Regions from separate parts of the Homo sapiens genome. Here region 2 is linked to region 1. The links are chromatin loops, found by intact Hi-C in ENCODE. Cell type or tissue: ascending aorta. All regions are shown on one strand. Links, peaks and the distances in the headings refer to the core of each region. The heading gives the core; the rest is flanking DNA.

What was found. A loop is a pair of places that touch in the nucleus more often than their neighbours do. Peaks named below come from ENCODE experiments on the same cell type or tissue, not always from the same donor. Only the 100,000 strongest peaks of a DNase experiment are listed, where the experiment ranks them.
Region 2: a loop joins it to region 1, with 2.0 times the contacts of the local background. A loop is called at or near these places in 1 of 110 quality-filtered maps.

The regions. Positions count from the first base shown.
Region 1 is chr4:137,371,544-137,377,516 of GRCh38, reverse strand. No RefSeq gene overlaps it. Among named protein-coding and RNA genes, the nearest start is that of PCDH18, 160 kb to the left of the region's middle. In ascending aorta, for the core only: no CTCF peak of the experiment used is centred there; no DNase peak of the experiment used is centred there; H3K4me3 peaks cover 1,130 bases; H3K27ac peaks cover 3,866 bases.
Region 2 is chr4:137,691,569-137,697,541 of GRCh38, reverse strand. LOC101927414 (a long non-coding RNA gene) reads left to right here. Exons shown (of 4, transcript NR_187911.1): 2 at 5,209-5,301. Among named protein-coding and RNA genes, the nearest start is that of LINC02172, 150 kb to the right of the region's middle. In ascending aorta, for the core only: no CTCF peak of the experiment used is centred there; a DNase peak (open chromatin) is centred at 3,161; H3K27ac peaks cover 1,955 bases.

The DNA.
Region 1 (5,973 bases), core at 488-5,487:
TACATTTTAGAATCTTTTTATACCAGAAGGTACTTAGTTTAGTTGATTCTTCTGCTCAACCAACAATTCCTTTTTATATTTTCATTTACCTTTCTTCTATTAACTTCTGCTGACATCTAAATGAGCTCTCATTTTTCAGTACCCCAAGTGATGCCCACTTACTAATCTGCATAATGTGCATTTTTTATTTTATCAGCATTGACCATTCCTTACCCAGAGATTCTCTCTTACCCCAACAGGAAGCATACTTTTGAGACGAAAGTTATTTGAAATTCAAAGTCAAACTGAGCCCAGTTCATTGGTCACCTACTATGATTACTTGATATATAGATATATCTACCTTGTTTCTTTTTTCCTTTTTTTTTTTTTTTTTTTTGAGACAGAGTCTCATTCTGTCACCTGTGCAGTGGTGTGATCTTGGCTCACTGCAATCTCCGCCTCCCAGGTTCTAGCGATTCTCCTTCCTCATCCTCCCAAGTAGCTGGGATTACAGGCGCCCACCACCATGCCTGGCTAATTTTTGTATTTTTAGTAGAGTGGGGGTTTCACCATGTTGGCCAGGCTAGTCTTGAACTTCTGACCTCAGATGATCCACCTACCTCGTCTCCCCAAAGTGCTGGGATTATAGACGTGAGCCACTGTGCCCAGACTACCTTGTTTTGACATCTGCTATTTGTGTATTTCTGAATTTTTTGCATTTGCCTAGTTCTCTGTTTTGACTTGGTAAAACTGTCTATATATTCCTTGACTTTTGTATGTTGGCTATTGTCTTTTTTCCTTACCTAAAGGGGGGTAAATGTCTTCCTCTGATTTCTTACTTCACATCTTCTCTGAAATGCCATGTTGATTTCTTATATGGAGATTGTTGAATCTTCCATTTCTCTCTGCTCTCTTATTTTATGAGCTCTTGGTTCTGGGCCATCTTCTGTATAAGTTGGTTGACGGTTCTAATAGGGAGCCCTATATTGTTTTCTGTTCCTAGTCTGGTTTCCAACTCTGTTTCCACAGCGTGTGAGATTACACAGGACCCCATATTAAGCAAGCTGTTTTTTCTGTCAGGAATATCCTCCAAAATCTTTGTCTTAATTCCAGATGATCTGTTCTTGAACAAACAGTATAAAACAAACAACTTTCATAGCTTCCAATAATTCCTTCTCTTCCTTGAATATTGTTTTATGACTCTTGTATTTAATTGTTCCTATATTGTTTAATATTTTTTCTACACATATCTAATTGGTTATTTTTATGTCATTAAAATATTTTGCAGTAAATAACTTTCTTGACCAAATGAAGCTTTAAATGATCTCAAGTGATTGTAGACTATTAAAAGAAATATAGTTCAAATGATTTTAGTTCTCTCTTGCTTGCTTTCTTTCCTCTTTGCTAACCTCTTTCTCTTTGCTTCTTTTCTGTTCTCCTTATATGTTAAGACAAAGGTGATTTTTTTTTCTTTTTCGTTTTAGTATCTGCAGTACTAGGCTGTAAATATGTACATGTGTGTTTATAAACATTTGTGAATAAACATAGATGAGTGTAGAATTCAGCATTTATTTCAGAACTTATTTTATTTGGATGATATAATATTAAAATGTTTCTAAAAAAACCTTTGTTTACTTGTATGCTTAGCAAACACCTGAAAGAGAGCTGTCTTTTAATTTGTTTCTACTTAAAATATAAATGCTGTCATTCTAAATCATTGTTGAAAATAAAACAGAACAAAAGCTAATACTAAGCCTAGGTCTAAAAAAACAATAAAAATAATCCAAATCACTTTCCAAATGCCTTTCATCACACCCTGCAAGGCACTGAAATAGAGTTTTCTATTCCTGTCACATTCAGTTGCAGGATTTACCAGAAGTGGACCTTGTTCCAGTTAGATGAAGTCAGATTATACTGAAAGCTGCTGATCTGTTTTCAGAAGAATTGTTACAATCCTTGAGAGAAATAGCTTAGAGTAATAGAATTTTAGCAGAAATGAATCTGCTACTAGCTGGGAAAAATTGTTATAGCCCCAGAAACTCGAGATGCCAAACTTGTAATTTTGACCATGGTCTATGAAATTAGGGCATAGAAGGGAAATACATTGAAAGAAAGTTTGTTTTTTTTTTTTTTTAACAGAAACTTAAACCACTGTGAATTTCACCATCTCATTTTTTCCCTAGATAGCCCTCAGAAAACAGTGATTACTAACCACTCAGAAAACATTACTAACCATGGCAATGAACTTCACTTGCATGTCGCTTCATGGTAGTACCTCCTTCTTCCCTGGCTAACCAAACAATTAAAGGAAGACAGGCATTTAGGCTATTCTCTTCCATGAAAGCTGTATCTTGAGGAGCTAATTTTAAAAATTGATGTTTTGTTAAAAACACTAAATTGATTAAGCATCAATCTGAAACAACTGCTGAGGATCAGTCACTAACCTAAAAGTCACTGTAGTTTACCTCAAATTTAAGGATTTATTTCTTAACAAAATTATTTACATTTTAAGGAAGTATATTCAGGTGAAGTTGCTGTAGGCAAGAAAAGGATTTGGGAACCAAAGACAGCATTTGACTATAAATGAGGAAGTGTGTCATTTACACACTACAGCCAACCAAAACATTGTGAGAAATAAAAACTAAAATTCATATCCACAGTTGCACATTAAAAGTATAGTTTTTATGACAGTGGGAAAATGAATCAGAAATTACATATTTTGTGTACATGAATTGCAAATTCAGTCTAATCATCTTGCTAAATTCTGTCTGCTGCTTACTACTAAAGACGTCAATTAAGCAAAATCAAAACAACAAAAAGCAATTAGTAGTTTCTTAAATTGAAGGTTTTTCAAACTAACAAAAGATTGCTGAGCACCCAAAGTTGATCACAAAGCCTAGTGATACAGGAAACTTGTCTCCTCACTCTTTTCTTCCATCCTTTCATTCCAGCAGCTGGCTCCCATGCTCTTTCTGATTATAGTGGCAACTGATAACTTCTCCAGGCCAAACTAGAACATTTTTGACACAATTATTCTGGGTTAACCCAAAATATACAATCTAGCAATATTGTGCTCCAGATTCTTGTCTTCTTTTTACTTTCCCTGAGTTACTGAAACTATCCCCATAAATTTTAAAATTAACCCGGGAAGAAGGGAGGGGGAGAAATGAAAATAAACCAAGCTTGCAGCATGTTCAGCCTTAATCACTAAGCAGCTTGCTCTCTGACCCTCTTCCTCATAGCTGTTTGGTGCCTGTTGCCCCAGAATCACTCAGACCCTATCACAGGATTATGGTTCCCCTTAACTGCTCTGTATATAACAATGTAGACATTGTAAAATGTTGTTTTCCCTTTGAGATATTCCTTCAGGTTCTGGATACCAATGAAACTACTGATGTCAGCTGGTATGAAGGACCCCAGGAGGAGCTGACTTAGCAACTAACGCAGTTTCCACATCCTGATGAGTTCATTTCCCTTATCCTGACCAATCAACAACCCCATTTTTCTAGCACCTCGCCCTCCATTATTTCCTTAAAATCCCCAGCCCAGAACTCCTTGGGAAGACTGATTTTATGGTCTTTTCCATCTCCTCACATGGCCGCTGTGTGTCATTAAACTCCTCCTCTGCTGCAAACCCTTCTGTCTCGGTGTAGTGGTATGTTACTACATAGTGGGCATATGAACTTGGTAGTCCTATAACATTACTGGTTAAGCAAACTTTAAAACTGATTCACCATTTAGGGCTAAAAATTCTAAATATATGCATATTAACAAGATCATAGCTGAAATAGACATGTAATATGGACCTTAGAGGAAATATATAATGTTCAATAGGACATACTTAGATCAAATGACTCATTCTAAATTTCTAAAACTGTAGTAAAAGTAAATAAAAACTTCCTAGTCCATGAAGAGACAACTTTCTAGAACAATAAGCTTTGAACAAAAACAGTGCCATGTTACTCAATAAGTTATTCTGAGAGTAAAACTTAGCTTTTCATGTGGCAATTTACTTGTTTATAAAATGGGAAAATTATTTACTATAGCCTTTAGGGCTGTTGGGATATAATTATCTATTTGGACATGCCTATCACAGGATTTGTCATATAAAATTTCAAGAACTGTTAGTTTCCCTGTCAATGAATGTTAAAACTCATTCCATTTACAGATAAAAGCAGTTGTATGCTGAAGACACAGCAAACTCCCCAAAGTAATGTGGGTAACAGCATTGTAGATGTAACAGTGCTAATGTTCCCAATCATCTTGTTCTCTTGACCTCTTTTTCCAAAACATGTTCTCAATAACACATTCTTTCCATGCATTTTGCAGGTAATTTCTCTTCCCCACCTCTATTGCTGTCAGGGTAGCAATATGATCTCATGTTCTCTTATTTTGCACAAGTCACTTTCCTTCAGTGGATTATCTAGAACTCCTACCTTAATTCAAAGAATGTGATTATAACTATGCAAGAAGATTATAAATACAATCCTTTTACTTTGTTTCAGCTGAAGTTTCTAGACAATACTGAGCTGAATAGTTTTTTTTTTTCTTTAGCAGCCTAGGAAAGAGATTTTGAGGCAGAGAGAAGGCTTGCTGAATGGGAAAAAAAATTTTTTTGAATAGAGAACTCTTGCTGTGGCCTGAATCCCATTTCTTCACCCCACCCCAACTATAAGAGGTTGCGGTGGACAGGTCCCTGCCTTTCACTTCATATAGAGGAGGGCTTCAAATGGATCAAGAGGAGAGTTTGAAATATGTCTCCTAGGACTTTATCTAGGACCAGAACTGAGGCCACACAGATAAGAAGGGAGAAGTAATCTTGCATAGGAATTCAGCACATGCTCCAAGATTTTATTGCAGAAAAAATGTGTGAGTATATGATACCCCAAATGAATTCACTTATGAAGCATAACCATAAAAGAGTCATCTTTGATTTTATCATTGGAAACCACCTGAATGGGGGAGACTATCTCAGGCCAAATAATTGATCAAATTTCCAGATACTAAAGGATAAGCAAGGAGTTGCAAATGACCAATCAGGGAAGTTATTGCATCCAGCATGAGGAAACTGCAGGCCAGATATCCTCAGAGTTAGCTAATTTCCAAAGAACTCATGAAAACTTTTTAGGAATAGAATTGTTTCATCTCAATTATGTTATTCTGTTTATGTAAGCATGGTCCTTGTAGTACCCTACAGTGAAGAGGAATTTATCTGTCTCATATGCAGTATTTTTAATACCACTTTTATTTCTGTATTTAGATTGCACAAAATATTTCTACTCAAGAATGTAATAATGTGCTGCTGATTTGCTAATGAGTAATTTACTTAGAGGACTTTCACATCCAGAAATTAGTAATGCTGAAACAGTAGAAGTGTAAGTGAAGTAAGTACCTTCCATTCCTTTCCCATTTTCTTTCTTGTGTCCTTTCTCTTAAATACATCAACTTTAAGAAGTCAAACCCTGAATTTACAAAATAGGGAAAGGAGCAGTCAACATCAGATGAGGCAACAGAGAATTATTCCACCATATCTTTCTCCTTTTAAACTTATTCTATTGGTTGATATTCCATTCTTTTCTTTATATACGTATAGTCGTTGTAGCACAAACTTTGAGTAAAGAGAAGTCTCTCTAATTGGTTATTATCTTATGATCTGTTTTCTCTCGATTTGAGTTTTACAAAATTCTATACACAAGCAGATGTAACAATGCTAATATTCCTAATGATGAATTTGCCTTTACTTTTTTTTTTGAGAGAAGGAGTTTCGCTCTTGTTGTACAGGCTGGAGTGCAATGGCATGATCTCAGCTCACTGCGACCTCCTGGGTTCAAGCAATTCTTCTGCCTCAGTTTCCCAAGTAGCTAGGATTACAGAAGCCCACCACCACACCTGGCTAATTTTAAAATATTTTTAGTAGAGATGGTGTTTCACCGTGTTGGCCAGGCTGGTCTTGAACTCCTGACCTCAGGTGATCTGCCCACCTCGGCCTCCCAA
Region 2 (5,973 bases), core at 672-5,671, 320 kb before region 1:
TACTAAAAATACAAAAAAAATTAGCCAGGGATGGTGGTGCATGCCTGTAATCCCAGCTACTCAGGAGGCTGAGGCAGGAGAATCGCTTGAACCTGGGAGGTGGAGGCTTCAGTGAGCCAAGATCATGCCACTGCACTCCAGCTTGGGCAACAGAGCGAGCCTCCAGCTCAAAGAATAAAAATAAAAGTAAAAGTAAGAAAATAAAGAAATTGTCCAGTCTCAGGTATTCTGTTATAGTAATGGAAAATGAACTAAGGTAAATTAAGAGTTAATACTTCCCTTCTATGTCTTGGAGTTCAGAGTAATAGAATAAAATTAAGAAATTCTTTGTGGAACATAGAAAAAAATGTTTAAAAATAGAATAATATAAATAACTAATGTAAAAAAGTAAAATACGAATAAATCAATACTTTTTTTTGAAAGAAACAAAGAAAGAATTGGTAAATTGGGACAGGAAAAAATGATGGAAGGAAGGAAAGAAGAAAAAAGGGGAGAAAGGAAGGAAGGAAGAAAACAACTGGTGAATTGGGACAGAGACCATGAGGTCTGGAGTCAAGCAGAGGCAAGAGCAGGTTTAAGTTCTGAATTAATTAATTAATTAATTAATCTATTTATTTGAGACGGAGTCTCGCTCTGTCACCCAGGTTACAGTGGCGACATCTCGGCTCACTGCAAGCTCCGCCTCCCAGGTTCACGCCATTCTCCTGCCTCAGCCTCCGAATAGTTGGGACTACAGGTGCCTGCCACCACGCCCGGCTAATTTTTTGTATTTTTAGTAGAGACGGGATTTCACCGTGTGTTAGCCAGGTTGGTCTCCATCACCTGACCTCGTGATCCGCCCGCCTCGGCCTCCCAAAGTGCTGGGATTACAGGCATGAGCCACCGCACCCGGCCTTAAGTTCTCAATTTAGTGAGTGGTATCACCTTGGACCTTAGACATGTTTCTTATTTTTTTCTCATTCTTTACCTCAAAAAAGGAGATAGTATTGTTATGGAAATTAGATAAATATATACAAAAAATATCAATCGTTGTGTGTGGAACGTAGAAAATGTTAAATACATGTGTAAAAATAATGTTTGACAATCTTTAGAGCATAACTTCCTTGAAATAATAGAATGTTTCTAAGATAAGGTTTTTTAGAACAAGGCAGACCAGAGATATATTTTCTATGAATATATTTGTGCTGGTAGCAGTGAAGTTAATAAAAATCTCTTTTTTCCCCTTTCCCTAAAATAAACCAAGGATTTTAAGTGAACCCCCAGTTCAATTTCTTTCACTGACAGTTCCACTTTTTAAAGGAAAATACATTAAAGACAGATGCTGTTACTTTCTGTTACCCCATTAGTCCATGCCAGTATCACCTGTCACCTAGACAACGCAGGCTCCTGAGGTATGCATTTTTTTTTTTTTTTTTTTTGAGACGGAGTCTTGCTCTGTGTCCCCCAGGCTGGAGTGCAGTGGCGCACTGAGGTGTGTTTTTTATTACTTCCCTGCTTCTCCTTTTACTCTCTTTCAGCTTAAAAAAAAATCCTGTTTTAAAAGGCATAAATCTATTAATTTGCCGTCTGTTTAAGAGTCTTCAATAGCTTTTGTAATGCAAATAAAATGAAAATTCTTGTCGTGGTTCCCAAGGACTTGTTTGGTTTCAGTCCTGACTTCCTATTCACCATCCACTCATGTGCCCACCTCTGCTGCTTTCTCAGCTCCAGCGGCGACAGCTTCTTCAAGTTCTTGATGCTGTTCAAGTGCATCAAAACATGCTCTTCCCCACAGCCTTTGCAGAGACTCTTTTCTCTGCTCTTCGTAAAATTGACTTCTTATCCTTCATGACTCAACTTAGAAGTCAGTTAGTTGAAGACTTTTACACTACTCTTCTAAAGTAGATTCTATAATGCTGATCTCAAAATCGGCACTATTTTATCCCCCTTTTTACTTAGCATAGAACGAACTCATATGTATGTTAAATTGCTAACCTACATATATTTTTAATTCCCCACTAAGCTATAAACTCCATGAAGGCAGAGAACATGTGTGTGCAGTTTACAACCATACACCTACAATCTATCAGCATGTCTGAGAAAAAAATACTGATTACATCAATACTGATTGGATGAATGCATAAATGAGTAAATGAGCAATTAGAAATAACTCAGGATATAGTATCTTCAAAATTTATCAAACGTTTCTTGGACTTGGAGTAGGCAGAAATGGAGAGTTGTAAAACCGATGTTTTACAATGTCTCAGTTTCATTTCAAGTGTTGGTTTTGAAATTCTTAATAAAAATGCATGAGTAGCAGCATAAAAATATGATTCAGTATTTCCTTCCTTGAGGGCTTCTTTGTATTTATAGATAACTATATGCCTTGTAACCAGTAAATTCTGGCTGAGTTATAGGTTGTTTTAAAGAAAGTATTCTATAAATACAAGATGGTTTTTGTTTACTTCTTATTCTTAGCTTTCTATCTTGTGTGTATATAGAATACTTGTGTATTGTTCCATATAATTCAGGTGAGACAGTTATTAATTTTCTTAATCTGAAATTTGAATTGTGTCACAGTAACATTTTGATATCAAAATAATTCTGAAAATCCTAACTTTATATAGCTTAAAAGTACTTTGTCATTGTTGTTGCATCTATTATTTAAAACAAAACTCTGTAGAACAAATGTTATTAACATACATAAAAAATGAGGCTCAAAAATGTTTAAAAAACTTGTTAAGTCACGCAGTTATTGAGAGACAGGGACAGTAATAAAACTCCAATCAGACTGTAAACTTCATGTTTATTCTTCCACATGACAGCTATCTTTCCCTACGAATGCATATCTTTCTTTATAAATACATATCACCTATGATCAGTAAAGAGAATTTTACCATGACTTTGAAATTAATAATTTGTTTTTCCTATGCTGTGCTACATTTTGTAAAACCAGTCAAATTTCTTAACAGATATTTTATAGAACTATCAATTGGATGATAGCCACCATGTACGTATTTTTGAAAACAATACTGCGGCTTCTCAGCTACTTTAGATCATATGGAAGACAGAAAAAAGTATTAGACATAGATGCTGAATTTGATGAGATTAAGTTGTATTAATTTTTATTCTCCAAGTGTTTGTTGTTTCATGCTACATGAAAAAAGCACTGTGGCCCAGCCAAGAGAAACACAAAGCATGCCAATGTGCTTGCACTTGAACTGGTGAAACAAATTTTAAGTACATGACATTTCCAAATAAGAGCACAGAGCAGTGTGTGAATACTTGAAAAAAAATCCTGCTGGAAATAGGGTATTGCTGTGGAAATTCAGAAGAGGAATAGATTAGTGTGAATAGCAGTGGATGATGTGGAATTTGAGTTATACTTTAAAAGTCAGAAGGTAGAAGAAGTCTAGGTAGATAACGGAATGAGTTGGCAGTCTATGGTAGGAACATCTCACTAATATCTCTTCTTAGGGACTTCAGAGAATTTATTTTAGAATATCTCTTAAGTATGAAAGAATCATAAATCAATTACAAAGCACTATGAGATAATATATACTATTAAATTGTATCGATGCTTCAGCATATAAAGTTGTAAAACCTGGGTTCCTTTAGAATTAGGCACTAATGTTAAATATTGTGCTATTCATATATCTTTAATGAATATGCTTTCCTACACAATATTGCATCTCTTTAGGTCAGCTTTTGGTCCAGTGACTCACTCACAGAAACTCCAAGACAGATTAAACTAGCAAGAGTTGAATATCTGAATTTCCAAAATTATGAGGCTACAAAAAGAAGCATAGGTACTCATAAGACAAACTTATTCACTAATTAGTTACCTATTTATAAAATTAGCCCCCAAATGGTCTTAATATATTTGTAGAGCTATACATTGATAATTGCAAACTGTTTTACACTGCTGAAAATGCAGTGGAAAATAATGCAAATAGATAGCTAAGTGAAATATGCCAATTTGAAAAGAAATATAAAATTTCATGAAATCAACGAAAATGTTGGAGAATATTTCAGATTGCACATGGACTTTTAGTATACATATGTAAAGACATGTATAATTCTCTATGTTTATATATAAAAAAGGGTATATATATATATACAAACTATAATTTATACACAAAAAGTTGGTTTGGGCATATTTCATTTTAATATTCACAGTTTTACAAATGACTTAACAGTTCATGAAATTTTATAATATGTAACGAGGATATTCTACCATAGAAGCATATGTTGTTTTATTGATTAAATAAAATTAAAAGTTGATTTATTGGTTATAGATGTAGTGTATGTAACCTATCTAAGAAGGAATTGGAAGAATTTGAATAGTACACACTTAACCTATTTTCCAATATTTACATTATAATTATTTATTTGATAATTGCCTTTGGGAGGAAGAAAAAACATAAGAATGCATTCCTTATAAATGTCAAGAGGCTCACCTATATATTTATGAAAAAATAATTTGCTAACCTTATCTGTCCTATTTTGTGACAGGGTTAAATCATACCCTAGTGGTCTTAAAAAATACTTTTTATCATCAACTGTCTAACACTAATAAAATTACAGAGTGCGTGCCTCTGTGTGCATGTGTGTGTGTACACATGTACATGTGTGTAAACTTATTTTTATCTCCTGTGAAATCTGAGTTATCTTTAAAGCTTCCAGAGTAGGGATTATATGGAATTGGTGTTCAGTAGAATATGCCAAATTAAACCGTTTTTTATAATAAGCTCTTTTATTTTAATACACTGTTGTATTAAAGGTGTGCTAAACCTTTAATACACCTTTATGTTAAGTGTAAGAGCACTTAAGAGCACTCAAGTGTAAGTGCTCTTTGGGGAGCACTCCTCAAGGCATTAGCAGCCCCAACATCAGCCAGTCACCTTTGTGTATTAAAATAAACACATTTCGCAAATACTCATATAATACTATTTTAGGTGCTATGTGCTTACAAATATTAATTCATTTAATTTTATAACAAGGCATAAGATACTTTCTATTCTCATCTTCATTTTACAGACCATGAAACTGAAGCACAGAAAGATAAAGCAATTTATATGAGGTCATAAAGTTAGTAAAGGGCAAGTTCAAACACAGGCATCTGGCTCCAGTGCCTTTTCCCTAAATCATCAACCAGTTATTTGATCTGGTAGTTTACTTTGAAAAGTAGTAAAATGAATTAAATTCCACTTTCTTCTCTTATTACAGATTAAAGTTAGGACCAAATGCTGCTCAGAAATTGTTTTAATCTCAAAAGTAGTTGGCAAGTTTTCAGAGTTCATTTTCAAGGCCTGGTGTATGGTAAGTTTCCTTATAATGAGTTCTCTAACATGTTTGGCTTTACTTGGGTGACAGCTTCAGGGAAATATTATGACCCTGTTTCTAAGACTGATCTTTCTATTTAGCTTCATAAATTGCTTGATGTCAGCAAGGACATAAATATAATCTTTAGGTTTTGTGGAAGATGGTATCTTGAATAAATTTCCAAAAGCCTTTTAGAAAATAATGAACAACAAAACTGACTTTTCTTTGGTATTTATAGACAAGCACTAAAGGCAATGTCATCTACAAACTCAGAGGTAAATAACCTCAAAGAGGCTTTCAGCACACTCCAGAAGTATAGTAAGAAAAGCAGCAATCTGGGAAGTTCTCAGTGATGAGGTTACCATAAGTATAATCCAAAGTTCAGCAACAACCCTCTAGTTTCTGTTCATGTTCTTTGCAATCCAGGGGCTGTTCTAAACTGTCATCACACTCCTCAAGCCATTAGCAACCTCAACATCAGCAAGTGATATGCCCTACTTCTCCCCAGATAAATTATGATATTGAGGATGACCTTCTCTTCCCTGCTTCTGCCCCTGGACTTTGCATACAACCAACTCTGCCCATCAGGGAGGTGTAACTGTGGCTAAAACGTCATGTGCTAAAAATTCCTTCCCTATTTATCCTCCTATGTCTTGCCCACCAAATTTT